Linked DNA regions of Homo sapiens: region 2 is linked to region 1. A link is an interaction called in ENCODE POLR2A ChIA-PET data of the cell type or tissue named here. Cell type or tissue: Panc1. All regions are shown on one strand. Each heading gives the region's core, and the rest is flanking DNA. Links, peaks and the distances in the headings are about the cores only.

The links. Peaks named below come from ENCODE experiments on the same cell type or tissue, not always from the same donor. Only the 100,000 strongest peaks of a DNase experiment are listed, where the experiment ranks them.
Region 2: POLR2A ChIA-PET joins it to region 1 with 11 read pairs; 3 of 35 experiments call an interaction of 5 or more read pairs at or near these places.

The regions. Positions count from the first base shown.
Region 1 is chr15:63,327,434-63,338,198 of GRCh38, forward strand. It overlaps CA12 (carbonic anhydrase 12), which reads right to left. Exons shown (of 11, transcript NM_001218.5): 9 at 665-697. The region is part of intron 1 of LOC124903506 (a long non-coding RNA gene); the gene reads left to right. Among named protein-coding and RNA genes, the nearest start is that of CA12, 49 kb to the right of the region's middle. In Panc1, for the core only: no CTCF peak of the experiment used is centred there; a DNase peak (open chromatin) is centred at 5,438.
Region 2 is chr15:63,541,650-63,552,414 of GRCh38, forward strand. All of the region lies in intron 3 of USP3 (ubiquitin specific peptidase 3), which reads left to right. Among named protein-coding and RNA genes, the nearest start is that of USP3, 42 kb to the left of the region's middle. In Panc1, for the core only: no CTCF peak of the experiment used is centred there; no DNase peak of the experiment used is centred there.

The DNA of each region.
Region 1 (10,765 bases), core at 1,046-9,045:
TGGTTTTCCAGCAGATGCTCTCAAACTTACACAAGGGTCATCTGAAGAGCTTGTTTAAAATGTAGGGTTTTTTTTTTTTTTTTAGCCCAACCCCCAGAGATTCAAAGTCAATCTGTTTGGTGCAGGGCCCGGGAATCTGCATTTTGCCAAATACTTACAGCTGATACTGATGCACGTGGTCCAAGAACCACACTTTGATAAGCCCTGGGCTACACAAATAAGAACTTACTCTGTCTTTGCCTGCTGGATTTAAGGCCCATTGGCTGTCTCCATCAGTTTTGCCCCCAAGTTCCATTGCACAGTCCTAAGCAGTCCCAGATGACCAGTAGTCCATTGCCAAGGTCATGCGGCCTGTCAGCTGACCTCCACAATGGGCTCTGGTATGTTTTCAGCAACAGCCTCCCACCATGACCAAAAGAAAGTCTTAGATAGGTTCTTTGAATACACACATGCTGTAGAGTGATTGGATCTTTCATTAGAGGAACATTTGATTGGCAGTTCATCTTTGAATCACAGAGCGACTTGAGGGTAAGACCCATAGCAAGGAGAGGGCCAGGAGCCAGAGCAATAGTACAGAGAAGCAGAGAGGACGGGCTTGGATCACACCAAGAATCACAGTGATCACCCAGCTGCAGCATGCACGGCTGGCTGCCCAGCCACATACCCAGACTCAGTCCTGCCGCAGTACAGACTTGCACTTAAAAGGGGAGAGGAAAAGACGAGGTTACTCTAGAGTCAAACCACACTGGATTTGAGCAGCGTGTTGAGAGACGCTCTACCATTTGTTTGGTCTTAGGCTGACAGACCTCTAGGGATGTCCACCCTTGGCTCAGGGATTGCCTGATGAAGTACAGGAAATTGCCCATCTAGGGAATTCATACTGCAATCCCTCCTTCCGATGCTCCTTTTTTTTTTTTTTTTGAGATGGAATCTCGCTCTGCCGCCCAGGCTGGAATGCAGTGGTGCGATCTTGGCTCACTTCAACCTCCGCCTCCTGGGTTCAAGCAATTCTCTGCCTCAGTCTCCCAAGTAGCTGGGATTACAAGCACCTGCCACCACACCCAGCTAATTTTTGGATTTTTAGTAGAGACAGGGTTTCACCATCTTGGCCAGGCTGGTCTTGAACTCCTGACCTCATTATCCACCTGCCTTGGCCTTCCAAAGTGTTGGGATTATAGGCGTGAGCCCCTGCGCCCGGCCCCGATGCTCCTTTATCACAACAGTTTCCTGGCTAGGGCAAGACTTCACTTGAGTTTTTGTTTGTTTGTTTGTTTGTGTTTTTTTTGAGACAGAGTCTCGCTCTGTCACACATGCTGGAGTGCAGTGGCACAATCTTGGCTCACTGCAACCTCCACCTCCTGGGTTCAAGCAATTCTCATGCCTCAGCCTCCCGAGCAGCTGGGACTGCAGGCGTGCACCACAACGCTTGGCTAATTTTTGTATTTTTAGTAGAGATGGGGTTTTGCCATGTTGACCAGGCTGGTCTCGAACTCCTGATCTCAAGTGATCCACCTGCCTCGGCCTCCCAAACTATGGGGATTACAGGTGTGAGCCACGGCGCCCAGCCAAGATTTCAGTTTTTAATACAACATGGCCAAAGAGGAAAGATGAAGAAAGGTAGGGATCAAAGCCTGCTTGGGCAGGCTCCTGTCCATGTCCCTGGTACCTGCCTCACTTCCTAAGCAAGGAATCCATCACCAGACTTCTCCCCCAGCCCATCAGCTTGTCATCATGGTTTGGTTCTATTTTTGCTTTGTCCCTCCTGGACAAACGCCTTCACCACATCAGCCCCACTTCTCTGCTCCATGGAACCAGGGTATTACGGCTTCAACCAGCAAGTTACTGTTGAGGATAAATAAGGTGAGAGAGAAGTCCTCAGTGTGGCTGAACCCGTGCCCAGCTACCTAAGTCTCACAGTCAGCCTACTAGCCACCTCCTGGGGGGAAAATCACATGAGAATCCATTGTCTTGAGTGAGCAGAGGATCCCAGTCATGAAGTCTCCCCTGAAAACCCTCAGCCTGTTTTTTCCAAGGTTCCCACAGCCATTCCCCATTCTCCTAATCAGGTCCTTTGTCTAAAGAAAGTGTAGATTTACAGGTACCCTTCTGTCTGGTGGTTTTCTCATCTCAATGGAAACTTCTAGCATGTGTGTGTGTCTTGGAGGAAGAAGGGGTATTTGTTCTAACTCACACTGGGAGCCACAGTTGTACAGATGGTGGCCACCCAGCCTGACACAGAAGATCCTGTGCCCATAGAACCCACAGTGGTGGCTGAGGCCCTGGGAGAGCCCTGGTCAAGTGTAAGATGCCAGCAGGGGGCCAAGGACTCTCCCTTGGGGCCCTTAACAGCCTGGGGAACCAGATCTGAGGCTGCAGGGTGAGGTTTTGCTCACTGCCCCTTCTCCTGTCGTATGGCCCAAGTCTAGCTGATTCCCCAGGAGCCATCAGCCGTGTGCTTTTCCGATTGTCTTTTTCTGCAATCTCACATTGAACCTGCAGAGCCTCCCTGGTCCAAGGCTGGGCCCTGGGGGTTCCTGGTCTGGCTTCCCCAGGTGGCACCGGGCTGCTGTGAGGGTTAGCAGAGCAGGCAGGGAGAAGAGCTGTCCCCAAGGACAGGGAAGCCTATTCTCCCTACTCTGCTCACCACCACCAGCTGCTCATGACCTCCCAAGTGGCAGAGTGGCTCCACTGGCCAGACTCCCTGCCCCAGGCCTCTTCGTGTAACCTGAACACAAGGACCAGCCTGTGGCTTGGGGAGGTACTGAGGACATGAGTCTCCACCTGGAGGGAGCTTCCAGTGTTTGTACAGCACAAGCTCTGTTTCCTGCAGGGCCTGTGGCCTCTGCACAGTGGAACTTGGTATTAGGGTTGGTTGTTTCTTTTTTAAATGTAACCAGAGACCATGGTCCCTGGAATCTTAAAAAAACAAACATAATAAACCTAGCCATGGTTTTTCTTCCCAACCCTTTGATGAAATACACTCTCGTTCTTTGTTCCTGAAGCTCCAGATGCTTGTGGTGCCAAACCAGTTCTCGCCACCTGAAGACTATTACTAGGAAGCCTTACCACCTGGCTAAGCCATCCAGGCTGGATGGTTTCTAAAGTCATCTCTTTCACAGTCACCTCAAACATTCTGAGAGTCACACAGGCCCCAGACCACTGAGCAGCCCAGTCTGTGGCTGGTGGGGGTACCCTTCATGCCTGGTCTTGGGGAGCTGAGCAAAGTCTATGGAGAGCAAGGCCCCAGCAAGGGTGGGGCTTTTCTCAGGGCACATGCCCTGCGTGGTGGCTTCTCTGGAGGGAGAGTCTGGCTTCCCCCGGTTATTACGCGGGGTTCCTGTTGGAGGTCCTGTAAGCAACAGCATAGTTGAACCCAGTGCTGTGACCTGGGATCTTTGCTCCTTGAGGACCACTTGTCAAGGCCTAAATGGACTCTCCTTGGAAACAACGAAATGAGACCAAACAGGCATGAAGACAAAGAAAGGCCCAGAGACTGGGACAGATACTTTTCAGCCAAGACTTTGATACAGCAAAAACGAAGCAGCTTGACTGAGCCAACATCATAAGCTGTTAAGGAAGAGGAATGCCGGCGAGGGTGTCACCCGATAGTTCCACCACCTCAGGAAGCCCAGGGCAGGAAGGTGTTGTTGGAATGCTGTCCCTGCCAATCGAGACAGCACCAACCATCATGGAGGCTCAGCTTCTTTGCAGAAATGGGCTTGAGTCCCATTGGAGGCAGATGCCAAAACATCTGTTATCTGATGGGAGAGAGAAAGTCAGCGAGACTTTCGGGACACAGGGAGAACTGTCAGGGCAACCAGAGAACTAGAACCTGAGTGCGAAGCCAAAGCCTGTTTCCCAGCAGAGCCTCGGCTGGGTGAGAGCGAAGCCTCTAGGCACTGTAGAGAACAGGCATCAAAGATGGTACAGGGAGGGGCAGAACTAGAGAAATTCACTTTCAGGTTAAAGAAATGGTTTGTTTCTGAATAGGAAAGAAGGGAGGCGATTCCCACGGAAGAACAATGGGACAGACAGTAGAAATGGAGACAGGCTAGGTCACAGAGGTGGCCCACGAGAGGCATCGAGTGGCAGCCCAACAGAAGGAGCTCTGGGGCTGGCTGGTAAGAGGGTGCACACCATGAGGACGTGGGAGAGCCGCCTGTTCACAAAGTGCTCGGGTATGACTCAGGGCGAGCAGAGAGACGGCAGTGTGACACACACAAGGAAACCACACAGATATAGAAGAACTCGATGGTCACACACCTTGCCCAGGAAGGTACAGACACCCGGAGAAGGTCGGTGAGCTGCTTGCCACAAGGGCCTTGCTACCTGTTCTGGCAGGCCCAGGAGCTGCGTCTTCCACCGGCATCTTGCTGGACTGAGGGATGCTGGTTAAGGGCTTTTGAGGTCTTCTGAAGCCTCAAGCATAAACACAGAAGAGTCCAGCACGAGGAACAAGCACCTCACTTTCACATCTGGAGGTTCCTGGAACAACAGTCTAGTATTTTCTAGCTCTATTTACGATTCTGTTTGACTGTGGACTATAATCCTTTTCAAGTATTATTTTAAAGTACACACTGTTTACATAGATGGCATGTTACGTAGCGATATCCTTAGCCGTCTCCAGCCTTGTAAAAGAGGTCAGAGAGTTTAGATTTATCAGGGGTTTGATAGTTTAAATACACAAAATCTGTTAGGAAGGTAAAAAGCCCCTTATTATTACACCTAATAAAAAATCAGAGAGTCAAGAAACTGCAAATCCAGTGCTATCTTCAGATGATGCTTTGCCAAGACAAGGAAGATGCCCTCACCACAGAGTGGAGCCATCTTCAGAGGACATATTTAACTGCGGAGTTTTCCTTATGAACGCTATGCAACCCAAAACAAGAATTGCTACAAAGAAATCTGCCAACAAGATAGTACCAGATTACATGGGGGAACTGGTTTTATACAGCTATGATGGGACTGAGGGCTTTGCCTGTAGATTACAGGAATGCAGCCCCTGCAGACAGCACGTTGCTCTGAAGGGCCTAAATCCCAGAGCCTCAGGGGCAGGTTACAATGCTGGCACTTGGTGCTTGGCACTCTAAGCTGTCTTCACTGTCCCTGGGGAAAGAATGGGTGGTGGGACGGGGGCCTTTGATCCCTATCAAGCCAGAGCTACAGAAGGCACAACAGCATCTCTAGGCAACTTCCTCCCAGACCTTCAAAACTGACAGCTAAGTTCTGATCGTTAATCTCTCTTAAACAAATGGTTGATTTTTAACATTGTTAGCAAATGGAGACCACAGAAAAACAAGACAATAAAACGAAAAGGTGACAACTGGCCAGGCTTATGTGTAAATCATTCTGCAGAGAAGACACTGAGGAGGGGAGGGAACTGGAGATGGGTCAGGGACATTCTTTCAACAAGCTTATATTGAGCACCAGGCACCATGCCAGGCATAAAAATGAGTAACACGTCAGTCATCCCTGGCCTTAAGGAGCTTGTAGTATGTGTATAATATGTACGTATTGTTCTTTTTCTATTCGTCTTTGCTGTGTGGTAATAATTACTCTATGGTGTGTCAAGTAACATAACAGAGATGGAGACGTGGTTCTGGCTGCACTGAGGGAGATTAAGTCACCTTTAGAGGGATGGGGAGGACTTCCAGGAGGACGTGATTAGAGTTGGGTCTTGAAAGAATTTTCCAGATGGAGGAGGGAGGGGGCATCCCAGACATCAAGTGTGTGTACTTGAAAGCATCTGCCCTACAGTTTTGGGGGCTGAGGCTAAGAGGGCAGGGATGGGGCTGTGGGGAGATGATGTGGAAGGATCGGCTAGGGCCCCATCACCAAGGGTGGGTCCAGCCGTCTGCCCAGCCCCTTTTCCCATTGTCTTTCCTGAACATAGTCTGCCCTGTGCCACGGGCTGTGTTTAAGAGCAAGATGACACCCACCATGGGGTTTTCTGTCCCCCATAGCGCATAACTCGGACTGTGCTCGGGAAACATGTGGTGTGTGAAAGGCACTAGGACCTCACTTCTTAGCACCTTGGACCAATGCTCCTGACTGTTCGGCCTCTGACCCAGACCAGCGACTGAAGGTGGAAATGATGCTGGCTAATCATTTGGATCCTTTGGGAGAATCGATGATATTCTTTCAGCTAATAGCTTTTACTTATAAATGGAAACTTTAAGAAATACAAGGTCAATAATGATAACACATGCATTCTAGCCTCAAAAAATTAGATAATTAGCCATCTTAGCCATGTCTGATTTCCTTCTCCCTCCTTTTAAGGTTTCATAAAATTGCCCAGGTCTAGGCTTAAGCAGATCCTAATTGCAGGACTATAGATTTGCCCTTGCGGTTTGCTGCCTGGCACCCTTGTCTGAGTGTGCCATAGCTGCTCTGGTGGGTGACATGCAGTTGCTTAGAGCAAGCCCACTAATGATGTGATTATAGAAACTTCTTGGCTTCCTTTTGTCCCTCAAGTTTCCATGGCCCTGACATGTTGAGCACAGGGCTAGATGGTGTTAGCATTTTTGTCTGATGGGCTCTTGCTTCATTACCCAGCATCTGGGCCCAGTGTTGGTGCCACTGGCTAGGAGGAGGTGAACTCAAAGGAACCAAGAACCAGGCCAAAGCCCTAAGCCTGAGCCCCTGTGATGTCCCCCTGCCTCTGCCGTCTTTCCCCTTTCCCACTAAGAGCACCTGACTTGAAACCCGAACTGGCCTGAGGACGTGTCCCCTCCCAGGGGCCCACCTTGAGGACGAGTCTTGCTTTCTCCTTCAGCTCAAATCTTCCAACTGCCACTTGGAAGAGGCACTTTTTTTTTTTTTTTTTTTTTTTTTTTTTTTCAGATGGAGTATCACTCTGTCGCCCAGGCTGGAGTGCACTGGTGCAATCTTGGCTCACTGCAACCTCTGCCTTCTGGGTTCAAGTGATTCTCCTGCCTCAGCCTCCACAGTAGATGGGACTACTGGCATGCACCACCATGCCTGGCTGATTTTTTTTTTTTTAAGTAGAGAGGGGGTTTCACCATGTTGGCCAGGCTGGTCTCGAACTCCCAACCTCAGGTGATCCACCTGCCTTGGCCTCCCAAAATGCTGGGATTACAGGCATGAGCCACACCCAGCCAATGGAAGAGGCACTTTTTAAGAATGGAAAAAAGTGCCTGACATGACTTTCACTTTTCCATAAAGAGTGGACGTTTTAACTAAAGGCAACAAGAAACATAACATACAAGAGAGAAAAACTCATACAAAAGGGAGAGAGAAAAAGAATAAAGGGGGGATCCTGAAGAAGTTGCTACTTCAGAGGCATCTGCACCCCTGATAAAGGATTTGTACACTCCTAAGGGTGCACAGTTCTCTCTCACGCTACGTCTCTTGGTCTTACCCAATCATATAAAAAAGAATCTATACTTGAATTCTAAAGGAAGATGGGGAACAAGGTCTCTCTTGGGTTGGTTTGTTCTGCCTCAGTAACTTCAGCCTTACTGTTTCAGGGATAACCATCATCACACTGAAATGTTCATGCCATAAAACAATGAAGACCAGGGCATGTGATATAAAACTCCAGACTCCTATGACATCAGTGAAAACAATGAGTTCTGGGCCGCAGAAACCCTGGGGCAGTGGTTTTCCATCAGGGGAAAACTTGCCCCTCCTGCCTGCACAGAGTTGGCAATGTCTGGAAACAGTTTTGCCTGTTAAAACTGGGGAGGGGCAACTGGCATCTACTGGGTAGAGACCAACGGTGCTGCCAATGCTACAACACACAGGACACCCCCCACTGTAAGAATTATCCTGCCTAAGTTGTCAGTAGTGCTAAGGTTGAGAAACTCTGCCCCCAGGCTAAGGTGTAGCTGGACTATAAACCTCTTAAGGACAGAAATCAGGTCCTGTACCCCTTTTCTAAGCACAGTTGAGGAAAATAGCAGGGTTAAGTTAAATGATTCGGTCCAAATTGTCCCAACCTGGCTAAACTTCAGATCCTTCCCCAAAGTCCATGTACTTTCTCTCATAGGGAATTTTTTTTTAATTTTTAAATTTTAATTATTTAAGAGACAGGGTCTCACTCTGTCACCCAAGCTGGAGTGCAGTGGTGTGATCATGGCTCACTGCAGCCTCAAACTCTTGGGCTAATGTGATCCTCCCACCTCAGCCTCCCAAAGTGCTGGGATTACAAGCATGAGCCACCACACCCGGCCATCCTAGATGATTTTTTAAACATCACTTTTCTCCTGGCAGAATTTTCTGACTCTGTAGTTCTTGTTAACTTCCAGAGAAAGCCCTGAGTAAGCCAGACCCTAATTACAAACATGCCTCAGTGGATGAGGCTACAATTTGAGTCCAAACTGCTCAAGGTTCACACTGACAAAGTCTCACACCGTAAACCTGAAACATCATGTTACAGTCTGAGGCCTGCTCCGAGCTGGGTAAGAAAGGCCTCGTGAATGCAGCCCCCTGGGCAGATGAGGTTTGGGCCTTCACCCCTTTGGGACTGCCTCCTCATTGCTCCTTGGGAAGCAGCCGCACTTGCTGCCTGTGTCTTTGGGAAGTGAAAGGGAGGGGAGGAGAATTCTGGCCAAGCTTCTATAATCAGCCTCCAGATGGACAGGTTTTCCTTGGACTGCCACAGAGTCTCACTCAGAGGAGAAAGCTGGTCCCAACCTGGGCTTGTGGAAGCACCAGCTCTGGGCAAACCGTGGAGGAAGAGCAGTGGCAACGCTGCATTTGGGCTTTGATCTTGACGTCCTAAGCTGGGAGATGGTCTCCAGACTTCTGCTTAGAGGCCCCTCAAGCTCCCCTATCCAGACTGGGAGAATCTACTGAAGCGCTTGGCTAAAAACCTGCCTACGCTGCCCCACTACAAGCAGCTGCTTAGACACAAGCCGGTCTAAGAAGATGGCTAATTATCCCCAATGCCATAGTCCATCGTTACAAGCGGGGGTTACTTTTGGATGTCAGAGTCAAGCTCCTGCCCGGTTTCTTCTGATCCTCTGTAACTGCCCTCAAACACTGTCCCTGCAATGTAAAGTCAGGATTGGCAGTTGTTAGTGTCCACTTAACCATCACAACATATTAGCACCGAAAGGACATGAGATCACCTAATCCAACCTGGCTTTTTTTTTTTTTTTTTTTTTTTTTGAGACAGAGTCTCACTCTGTCACCCAGGCTGGAGTGCAGTGGCATGATCTTGGCTCACTGCAACCTCCACCTCCCGGGTTCAAGCGATTCTCCTGCCTCAGCTTCCTGAGTAGCTGGGATTACCTGGCATTTTGTGGCTGAGGAAACCAAGGCCTGAAGAAGGGACACGATTTGTCCACAGCCTGCAGCCAGGAGGAAGCAAAGCCAGGCCTTGAACCTAGGCCTCCTGACTGTAAGGAGAATATGTGCCACCCCTTCCCTGGGTGTGCATAGGTGAGCTCAGAGAACAGAGCCGGCAATGGGGTCCTGGGATCGCGAGCAAAATTCTATCTGATCTATGTGGGCAAAGTTCCTAATCTCCTGGCAGAGTTTTTATGTTTTTGGTTTTAAGAGTTGAAGTAGTTCCATTTAACCCTTGGATACTACATTCTCCACTTAGAAGAATGAGAAAAGACAGCGTTGTATCCATAACAGATACATTCCATGCACTCAGTTCATTTCCTAGAAAAGAAACTGTTAGTTATCATCACATGGATTTTGAATTTTCAGGAAGGCTACTGTTCACAGATTCTGTTTTCCAACTGAGAAACTGAGGAAAGAGGGAAATGATCTTAATTAGTTGTACCTGGAGAGGAGAAAACACAAAAGACAAATTCTTGGGCAGTTCTTCATGAAAAGACAGAGAATGATGTAATCCTGACCGTAAGGATGGGTCAGTTTCTAAAGCTTCCTGGAAAGGGCCTTCAAATACAGTCTCCATATGTTCAACTAAGTTTAGGAGGTGATCGTTATAACCTCATATAATAAGAAAGGAACCCAAAAAAGTGCACCAGGTGAGACGAGGAGAGCAGATTCTGACAAGTGGGTTAACGGGTTTCTTTTGTTTTTGTTTTTTGGTTTTTTTTTGAGACGGAGTCTCGCCCTGTCACCCAGGCTAGAGTGCAGTGGTGTGATCTCGGCTCATTGCAACCTCTGCCTCCTGGGTTCAAGCGATTCTCCTGCCTCAGCCTCTTGAGTAGCTGGGATTACAGGCATGTGCCACCACGCCCGGCTAATTTTTGTATTTTTAGTAGAGACGTGGTTTCACCATGTTGGTCCGGCTGGTCTCGAAATCCTGACCTCATGATCCACCCACCTCGGCCTCCCAAAGGAGGCAAGACACCGTGCCCGGCTAATTTTTGTATTTTTAGTAGAGATGGGGTTTCACCATGTTGGTCAGGCTGGACTTGAACTCCTGACCTCAGGTGATCCGCTTGCCTTGGCCTCCCAAAGTGCTGGGATTGCAGGTGAGAACGGGTTATCTTTAAATATGAACGCCAGGCCCGGTTTGGTCCACACGTGATGCTGGGGATGAAATGGAACTGCACAGACCAGCCATGAAGATTCCCAAGCTGGGAAGCAGTCGAGAATCTACAGTAAGAAAGTGAGCTTGAAAGTGAACTCAGAGGTCTGAAGAGGGGTGTGGGCCCCAAAAGTGCTCCCTCACCCCTTTCCCCTGATGCCCAGTTTCCAGCAGTGTTGATGTAGGCACTGAGCAAGGAAAACGGTTAATGTTCTACTGGGGAGTTATTGGTTACAGCTGTGAAAGGGAGACCCGAGCCCTTGTAGCATTAGGAAGAAACCAAGCTAT
Region 2 (10,765 bases), core at 843-8,842, 210 kb after region 1:
CAGAGTTTAGTAAGAGAATTTAAAAATGCTCTTGCTTCCTAAGCAAATTCTTTTAGATTTTAACCTTTCTCAGTTTGAAATAGGTGAAGTCACTAGAATATCAGCTTGCTTTTTCTTTTCAGTATTACTGTCATTTATAATAAAACCAGATGTCAAATTTGCCCGTAAATATCAAAATGTCTTAGAAGTGAATGAAAAGGAGCTGGTGAAACTTAATGAAGGATCTGTCATGTGTCAGGGGTGTTTGTTGCATAAGAGGTTTTATTTATTTATTTATTTTTGGTATTAGTGTTATGCATGGCTTACTGTATAAAGATAGCTTTGTTGCCAGTAAATTAAAGGACTTGTTTCTTTACTGTTGCATAAAAAATGTTTTATTTGTATGATTATTCCTCCTTGTTTCAGATGAGTGAAGAATGGTTTGCTTTGGGAATATTTTCTTAGTTCTTCAAGGACATGATGTGGAAGTCATGACTTGAGTAACTTCAATAGCACTAACAACAGGAATTGAAAAAAACTTAGAATTTTAAAGCTGAGAAAGAGGTAGAGATTTTTCTCTGTCTTGGGTATGACATATATGTTATTCAGTATGGTAGCAATTGAGCAATTGAATGTGGCTAGTGTGAAGAATTAAGTGTTTTTTATTTTAATTAATATTTAAATAGCACCATGTGACTGCTAGCTACTATTGGACAGTGCAGCCTCAAACTATTAAAATTTAACATTAAGTATATTAATGTTATAAACTTTCAAAACCTTAAGATAGAAATCTAACAGAAACTCCAAAAACAAAATAAGCCAATTTTACTAAATAAAATACTGTAGTTGGAAATAACTATAACTTAAAGCAAATCTAACCCAGTAAGCTATCAAAAAGAAAAATTATATAATTACCAAGTAGAGTTAATTTCACCTGAGTTCTATGAACATATTCATTATTAAAGGAAACCTCAAATTATTGTCCCATTGGAAGCAAAATATACATTTATAAATAGCCATTTCTCGTTTTAAAAAACTAATAACATTGAAATAAACAGAAACTTAAGCTCTTCTAGTTTGCCAAAAACCAGAAAGCAAACATCATATACTAAATGATGAAATGCCAAAGCCATTTCCATTATATCAGAAACGAGACTAATACTTCCTGTCATCATTTACATGATTGTCACTATTATTAAGCATTGTTTTGGTAGTTCTAGCCATTGCAGTAAGACAGTAGACAGAAAGTCAAATAATTGGCATAAATATTGGAAACAAAAAATTATTTCTACTTTGAAATGATACAATAGAATAGCTGGAAAGCCCAGGGGGACTCTAGTAGAAAACAGCAATGAGGATTAAATGTAAGACACTTTGGAAAGCTGATGTGTGAGAAATGTACACAAACTAATAGCTTTCTCTTTATTAGTAGTCATCAGTTGAAAATGGAAATGACCAAGCAAAAATATTCAACAGAATGACAAAACTATTGGTTACACCTAGGAATAAATGTGTTAAAGAAAGGTACAGAGTGAAGGTAATGACCCTTATGAAGAAAACTTGATATTATAAAAAGTAGTCCTTTTCTCCCTCAGTTTTTGTCTTCAAAATGTTTACTTGGGACAGATCGTGGTTTACATGATGGTCCTCAAACATATTGTGAACAACATTAAAAAAAAAAGACACATTTTACTCAATAAGTAACATTTTTTGAGAAGCTACTATGTGCTAGGGACCTAGTTTTTAGTGCAGTGGTCTCCAAAATAATGTACTGGCAGTATGGGAAGAGCGTTTAGAACACTGTACCTTTTTATTTGGGAGGAGAAAAGAAACCTTTGTCAAATATTTAACACCTGCTGCCAGAGGTCTGTAGATTTGATGATTGTGTGCCATGAGTTACACACAGACTCCTAAATCAGTTTCACCTGTGGTGTCCTCATTCTGTTTACTTTGAGCATTTTGCATTCTATATCTGCTTAGTTATATGGATTTATTCGTCCCATATAATATGTGTAGCCACATGGACACATGTTCTAAAAGGTTTTAAATTCTGCAAGATAGTGACGATGATGTAAACACAAGAAAAGGGCAAATGGATACATTTTCCTACTCTGTGCTCATCAAACATATTACAGGATAAAATTATTGGCTATCTAATAAAAACACAGACTAATAAGACCTGATAAGTTGGACAAAATGTTTAAAAATTAACATGAAGATGATAGGAAGTATGAATCTATATTCACTGTCATTAATGTCAAACCTTTACCTTATGGTATATTGTACTTTGAGAAATTATGGCCAGGCATGGTGGCTCACACCTATAATCCTAGCACTTTGGGAGGCTGAGACAGGAGGATCTCTTGAGCCCAGGAGTTCGAGACCAGCCTGGGCAACACAGGGAGACACTGTCTTTAAAAAAAAAAAAAAAGGAAATTAGTTTAATAATAGTATGAAGATATTGTGAATAGCAAGACATTTAATATAGTTTATTTCATCTCTAGCTCATTCTTTAAAAATTATTCTTTTTTGTAATATATAATTTAGATTTAATTGTATATATAATTTATTAATACAAATATATACATATATATATAGAATATATATAGAGAGGGTAGTGGATACTCAGTTTTGTGGTTTATTTTTTAACTTGATTAGGAAGCTGATGAAAATAGCTTGAAGGCTTCTTTTGTAACCAAATGCAGGTCTGGATGCTCACTGCTTGTAGAGTCCAGTTAATATGAGTGAGGTCTGGTAGAAAGAAAGTAACTTTATTAACCAAAACTAGTGAAAGGGGAAGTAGCTGGATTTCAATCCAAAGTTATTGTTTTGACTTTAGTAGACTAGTGTTTTGTCTTTTAGAATTAGAGGGGGCAAGTAGTGCAGGGCAAAAACAGGAAGGAAACGAGTGTTTCTAAAGTTAGAATTTTTTAAAGGAAGTAAACCTACATTAAATTTTAGGACAAGAAAACGATTGAGCCATGCTGTGTGTTTTCATTTTTGGAGAATGGGGGAAGAATGTAAAGATGGAGATGACCGAATGAGGAATATTGTTTTGCCATTAAATAAGTGAATAGTGCGAAATGGAAAATACCGAGGGGTAAGAGAGTTCATGGTATATGGGATGAAAGCTTAACTCTAAAACTAGAGCAGGTAACACTGAAGTGAAAGGGAAGATTGGGAGGGAAGGGGTAGGAGATAAGAATATCTAAGCAAGGCTGACATTGTGGGGACCATCAAATACTATACTTAGTTCAGTTACAGATAGCTATGGAATTGAAAGTTTCTCAGGGAAAAGGGAAAAAGATGTACCAAAGGAAATAACCAAAGTATAGAAAAGAATGTTCTTTGAAATGAAGAGAAAAAAGATGAGTTTTTGAGAGTGTATAGAAAGAAAAGTAGCAAGGTTTTAGGCAAGGTTAAATACTAGAAGTTAGAAATAAATCAAAATCTAAAAAGGCATATATAAAGTATAAGTGTAATGAGAAAATTGAGCAGTTTCATTTTTGTTGTTTATTAGTGTCAACAGAATTTGAAATAATTTTCAAGCTGATTTTATTCATTGTTTACCTCCTTAATTATATAATAGAAATAAGTAGCTTGTGTTTCTTATGAAAATTTACCTGCTACTTGATGTATCTTTTTTCAGTGCACGGTAGTAAAATCAGTTGTATATATCCTGTCTAACATCAGTATGCATATTATACTATACTGTACATTTAATTAGGAGTTTATTAGCTGTTGGCTTAAATGAGTTTAAAACTACTTTATGATCACATTTGGCTCAATGAATTTGGATTTGAGACTAATCTTTACATACCCAAGATGATAATGTTACTTGTCTGTCTTAGAAGTAAAGACACCAATATTCTTCTTACCTTCCTTTTTTATATCCTATTTCCTTATCTAACATCTCTAATATGTACCCTAGTACAATTTTCAAGTATTTTGTTTTTTTTTAATGTTCAGTGTACTTACTTTTTCGTAAATACTGCTTTCTTTCTATTAAATATAGTCCTTATCTGACAAAAAGTCCGTCAGAAGTAGAGCTTATCTTTAGGCCAGGCACGGTAGCTCACAACTGTAATCCCAGCACATTGGGAGGCTAAGGCGGGCGGATGGCTTTGAGCCCAAGAGTTCGAGACTAGCCTGAGCAACATGGCGAAAACCCATCTCTACTAAAAATACAAAAACTAGCTGGGCATGGTGGCACGTGTCTGTAGTCTCAGCTACTCGGGAGGCTGAGGTAGGAGTATGGCTTGAGCCCAGGAGACGGAGGTTACAGTGAGTTGAGATCACGCCATTGCACTCCAGCCTGGGTGACAGAGCCAGACCTTGTCTCAAAAAAAAAAAAAAAAAAAAAAAAACAGTAGAGCTCATCTTTTCTTGAAGAGTCATTTAAAATCAGTAAGTAAAAACTTGCTTAGGTATAAATTTTATAGCCTAAAACTTGGTCATATAATGTAGGTAGTTCCTGACTTCTGTTTATTACATGAAGTCCTGTGTATATGAAGATGCTGAGCCTGGACCTCCTCTCCTAGAGGCCAGTCAGATTATCTGAATCCTGCCTAGGCCTCTCCTGTCAGTTTCTCAGTGCCAGTAGTATATAAATAAGAAAGGAGAAATCGAGCTTTTTCAAATACTATGGATTTCAGCTACATTTTGGGAAACATGTATTTCTACCTAGAACGTTTAACTGTGTTTTGTAACATTTATTTCAAAGCAGGATATGCATTCTAGGCTTCAGAGGACCAATCTACACGTTTTTGAAACACAACCTATGAGTTACGTACTTTTTTGTACCACTTATTCTGGCATAATCTTCTTGAAGGGAAAATTAAGAAGAGTGACTAAATTTTTTTCCCAGTGTCTGAGGTATGCATAATTCTGACCAAAAAGCTTCAATACAACTGTAGCGAATCAAGAAAAGATTTTTAGAACTTTTAAATCCATCTGTTTGCCTTTATTTTATTTTATTTTATTTTTTGTGAGATGGAGTCTTGCTCTGTCGCCCAGGCTGGAATGCAGTGGCCTGATCTCAGCTCACTGCAAGCTCCACCTCCCGGGTTCACGCCATTCTCCTGCCTCAGCCTCCCGAGTAGCTGGGACTACAGGTGCCCGCCACCATGCCCGGCTAATTTTTTGGGTGGGGGGTATTTTTAGTAGAGACGGGGTTTCACCATGTTAGCCAGGATGGTCTCAGTCTCCTGACCTCGTGATCTGCCCACCTTGGACTCCCAAAGTGATGGGATTACAGGCGTGAGCCACCGCGTCCAGCCAATCTGTTTGCCTTTTTAAACACCAATATTAGTGGGACAATTTCCAGTTTGAAAGCTGTGTCTCATCTGAAGACTAAAGCAACCCGGTAACATTTACATTTTCATTTATTTGCCACCTTTGCTACTTATTTTCTTTTGACCTCTGACCACAGAGGAAAAAGAAATCAAACCAGGGGAATCTAGGTAGCTAGAGAGGAATGTGCTGTGAGGCTAGTTACACAGAGGAAGGAAACTAACATTTACTAATCCTCTGCCACGTTGACAGGCACTCTCACCTTAGAAGTTTTGACCTGTGGAAGCAGCTGTTTTCCTTAAAGAATAGCGGTAACAACAATCATAGTAATATATACAACTTGTATAATATGAAATTCAAACAGTAGAAAAACGAAAGTTACATTCTTGAAATAAATGTCCCTCTTAGTGACTGACTATAGGAACACCTAGAATTGGCTCTTGAGAAATAGAGATAGTTGTAAAAACCTAAAAAAAAAATTTTTAAACCAGTGAAAAACAAATCCAGCCAAAATAAAATTGAGTTATGGCCGGGCATAGTGGCTCAGTCTTGTAATCCTAGCATTTTGGAAGGCTGAGGTGGGAGGATTGCTTGAGCTCAGGAATTTGAGACCAGCCAGGGCAACATAGTGAGACCCTGCCACTACAAAAGTAAAAAAAAATAGCCAGGCATGGTCGCTCATGCGTGTAGTCACAGCTACTTGGTAGGCTGAGGCAGGAGGATCGCTTGAGTCCAGGAGGTCAAGGCTGCAGTGAGCTGTGATCTGTGATAGCATTGCTGCAGAGCAAGACCCTGTCTCAATAGAGAGAGAGAGAGAGAGAGAGGGAGGGAGGGAGGGAGGGAGAGAGAGAGAGAGAGAGAGAGAGAGAGAGAGAGAGAGGCATAGAGAGAGGCATAGAGAGAGAGAGAGAGAGAGGGAGGGAGGGAGAGAGAGAGAGAGAGGCATAGAGAGAGAGAGAGAGAGAGAGAGAGAGAGGCATAGAGAGAGGCATATAGTGGCTCATGCCTGTAAGCCCAGCACTTTGGGAAGCAGAGTTAAACAATTAGCCAAGCATGGTAGCGTGCCTGCAGTCCCAACTACTTGGGAGGCTGAGGTGGGAGGATCACTTGAGCCAGGGAGACGGAGGTTGCAGTGAGCTGAGATGGGGCCACTGCAATCCAGCCTGGGTGACAGAATGAGACCCTGTCTCAAAAAAATAAATATAGTTACAAAAAACTAAAAAAAAATCTTAGAGACAGGGTCTCTGTCACCCAGCTGGAGTGTAGTGATGTGATCACAGCTCACTGCAGCCTCCAACTCCTGAGTTCAAGTGATCTTCCCACCTCAGCCTCCCAAGGAGCTGGGAGGCATTACAGGTGCACACCATCATGCTTGGCTATTTATTTATTTATTATTTTATTTTTGCTTTGTTTTTTTTGGGGGGGGACAGAGTCTCACTCTGTTGCCCAGGCTGGAGTGCAGTAGCACGATCTCAGCTTACTGCAGCCTCCGCCTCCTAGGTTCAAGCGATTCTCCTGCCTCAGCTTCCCGAGTAGCTGGGATTACAGGCACACGCTACAACTCCTGGCTAATTTTTGTATTTTTTTAGTAGAGACAGGGTTTCACCATGTTGGTCAGGCTGATCGCGAACTCCTGACCTCAGGTGATCCACCCACCTTGGCCTCCCAAAGTGCTGGGATTATAGGCGTGAGCCACCTTGCCCAGGGAATTTTTTATTTTTTAATTTTCATAAAGATGGAGTCTTGCTATGTTGCCCAGGCTGGCCTAAAATTGAGTTCTTTTTTCTTTCTTTTTTTGAGACAAGAGTCTGACTTTATTGCCTAGTGGAGTGGCATGATCTCTGCTCACTGCAACCTCTGTCTCCCGGGTTCAGGCAATTCTCATGCCTCAACCTCCTGAGTAGCTGGGATTACAGACACATGCCACCACGCCCGACTATAAAATTGAGTTCTTATAGTTCAATAAAGTTAATTTATTATCTCTTTATGCTAGTATTATAGAATTTTGGAGCAGGTAGTATCTTAGATTCCCTACATTAGCAGTGTTATATAAAAGAGAAATAATTCAAGTCACATATGTAATTTAAAATATTTTAGTAGCCATATTAAAAAAGCAAAAAGAAACAGGTGAAATTACTTTTGATTGTACATTTTTTTAACCCAGTATATCAGAAATACTGTGTCAACATGTAATCAATGTAAAATTATTAGAGATAGTTTGCACTTTTTTATATGAAATCCTTGAAATCCATTGTGTATTTTACAATTTTAAGTACATCTCAACTCGTGAAGTTTTGATAAAAAATATTTGATCTGTATTTAGATTCATAAAAATTGCAGTTAAAAAAGTAGATTCACACTGTTTTAAACATTGTTTTCCAATAAATGGAGTACCAAACAGTTTTTCTCCAGTATTTGTATCTGTATTGAGAAAAATTACTCTTTTAAGAATAATTGATTTGACTCAGAAGAAGTGCAGCACTGTCAAAATATCCATGCAGGTTAATAAGTCCACTAACACTTGTGAAAACTTCTTATTATCAACGTCAAATTCAGAGGGGCATCATATAAATCGAAAATCAACTCTAAGTTTATCCAAATCAACAAAGCGTTTGTTGTATTTTTTTTCATAGGTTTTGCAGCCACTTTACACAGTGCTGGGCTGCTGCATGTTAATTCATGTTGAAAAATGTGTACGATCATTGATTTGTATTATAAAAATCTTCAATTTTAACGTAAATTGTTATACCTGTCTAGCTAGGTCATGAATAAGCTTTTTCTCTCCTTGGATCTTCAAATCTAGCTAATTGATATGCATTGTGATATAGGGGTAACAATGTAAATCACACTGAGATTTCTAAAAATCTATTCCTGGTTTACTCTTTGATTGTCGAATATTGGCAAGCATTTCTTTTGTTTTGAGAAAATCTGAATTAGAGTTAACAGAATTGTAAATCTTTGCAAAACTCTTCCTTGACTCAAGCAACCAACATTAGCTAATAATGTGGTCATTAAATTCACTGTCTTCTATTTCTTTTAACAGTTCCATAAACTGGTGATGATTTAGAGCATTTGTGCATATGTACTGAACAATTTTTGGGTCTTTTTGAGACGTAGTCTAGCTCTTTTGCCAGGCTGGAGTGCACTGGAGTGCAGTGGCATGATCTCAGCTCACTGCAACCTCCGCCTCCTTGGTTCAAGCGATTCTCCTGCCTCAGCCTCCTGAGTAGCTGGAACTACAGGCGTGTGCCACCACGCCAAGCTAATTTTTGTATTTTTAGAAGAGAGAGGGTTTCACCATGTTGGCCAGAATGGTCTTGATCTCTTTACCTTGTGATCCACCCAGCTCGGCCTCCCAAAGTGCTGGGATTACAGGGATAAGCCACCATGCCCGGCCTGAACAATTTTAATAGCTGCTTCCATGATACAGTCTGCCTTAGGGCACAAATATTTGCATTGTGTTTCCCACAGCAGAAAAAATAAGAGAAATAAATCCAACAAATACTGATGTTGGAACACTGTCTTGCTGGAAACTGACTTTTTTATATCTAGCTGAGAGTTACAGATGTAGAGAATTCAAAAATATCTACAACATAAGATCAGTTTTTAAATTTAAGGCTGCAAATAGATGAAGACATTTCTCTGTAAATTTGAAGGTCATTTGAGACAAATATACCCATAGTATTAATTAGGCATTATCTCTTCTAAAATTCATCTAAAGCTAAAAATACTTGTAACTTTTCAAATGCTGACTTAATTGGTCTTTAATATTGTTAGAAGGGACTTTTATTCACTGACAGTTGCTTGGTGTCTCAAAGATTTTTCACTTTCCGTAAAATATCTTTTTAACTTTTTTCCTCATAATTTAAAAATATAATTTCCTTAACTGAAATAATTTAATTTTTCATCTCATCACCTTAAAATTGTTTTCTACATTGAACAAGAATCTGAACTAGTCAGGCGCGGTGGCTCACACCTGTAATCTCAGCACTTTGGGAGGCTGAGGTGGGAGGATCGCTTGAGGCCAGGAATTTGAGACCAGGCTGGGAAACAGAATACCCTGGCTGTATTTTTAAAAAATAAAGAAAAAAATAATCCAAGCTGTTTTATAGCTGGCCACTTACAAGCTCAAGTTCTGTAAAATCTTCAGGAATGTTTTTGTTTTACATTTAATTCTGATTTCACTGATTGTGACTAATTTTATCAATTATTTTTTGACTGAAGCCAGTTCATATTAAATTGAAATGCATTTGCTGAAAATGTCTCTTAACTGTTGTTTATTATCTTAAAACTCTTTTTTTACCCAGCAGCTTTTTAACTTTGCTCTGCTGCAGCAAATCGCAATTGCCATTCTTTGTGAAATTTGTGACATACCTTGTTGAGTCTTTTTTCTTTTCATTTGATTCTTTCTCAGCAGTATACCTGCATTTGAAAGTAAAAATTTTTCTATTTTTAATTTTTAAGCTAAAAAAATTTAATTATAAAATAATTAAAATAAGTATTTTAATTTAATTGCCAATTATGATTTACATAGGTCACCATAACTCATGGTATCTGCATAAAATGTTCAAATAAACAATTACAATGCTACATTGTTGCATAGAAAAATCATAGAAAAATCACTTGAACTGACTCATTCTGTTGATACAAACTAGATTGGTGATACGCTTTTGGGTAATGCTAGAAATGACATGTTTACCCAGCTGTGCACTCCCACATATCTTGCACAATTTAATAATAAAAGCAAAAGACAATCCTACCAAACTATAACATTGTGCTTAATGGTAAAAGATTTTACACTGCTTCAGTTATTAAGAATTTATATTAATTAAAAGTTTTAAAAATAAAAATTGTATTCCTCAGTTGCAGTAGCCACATTTGCACAGCTCTGGAGTCTAGATCAACTTACTTTGGTGATAAAAGGGTAGAGAGGCAAAGCTGCTGGACCCAACTGGCCTGGAAGAACAGAGCAAGTCCGTAAATGAGTCTGTACTTTAACAAACGTAATTTTATGACCAAGGCTGACTTCATGTTATACCAGAAAGGATTACCTTAATAAGAAATAAATCAGTTATTTAATTTACTTTGAAATAATTTATTTGTTTAAACAACCACTTATTTGTGGCAGTTAGAGGTTCAGTTTTCAATTAGATATTAATGGCATCGTGTAAATATAGAAAAAGTGATCTGAGTTTGCTCTTAAGACTTCACTTTCCAGATAAATGCTAGCATTTCGAGTTTTGGACACTGAGGATTGTTTTATTCAAACTACATGCATAAATTTATGCAAACATAAAATAAAAATGTAAGCAGAAATTCGAGTAGAGTAGCAATACAATTTCATTCTTCAGTGAATGCTTAAGGTTTATAGAGGTACCAAATGCCCTAAGCCCAAATTTACAGACAAAGTAGATCTTATCCTCTTAATATTTATGCCGAGAAGGAGCAAAAAATTAAAACTTTTCACTAATTTAATTTCTTTATGTAGTTGTTA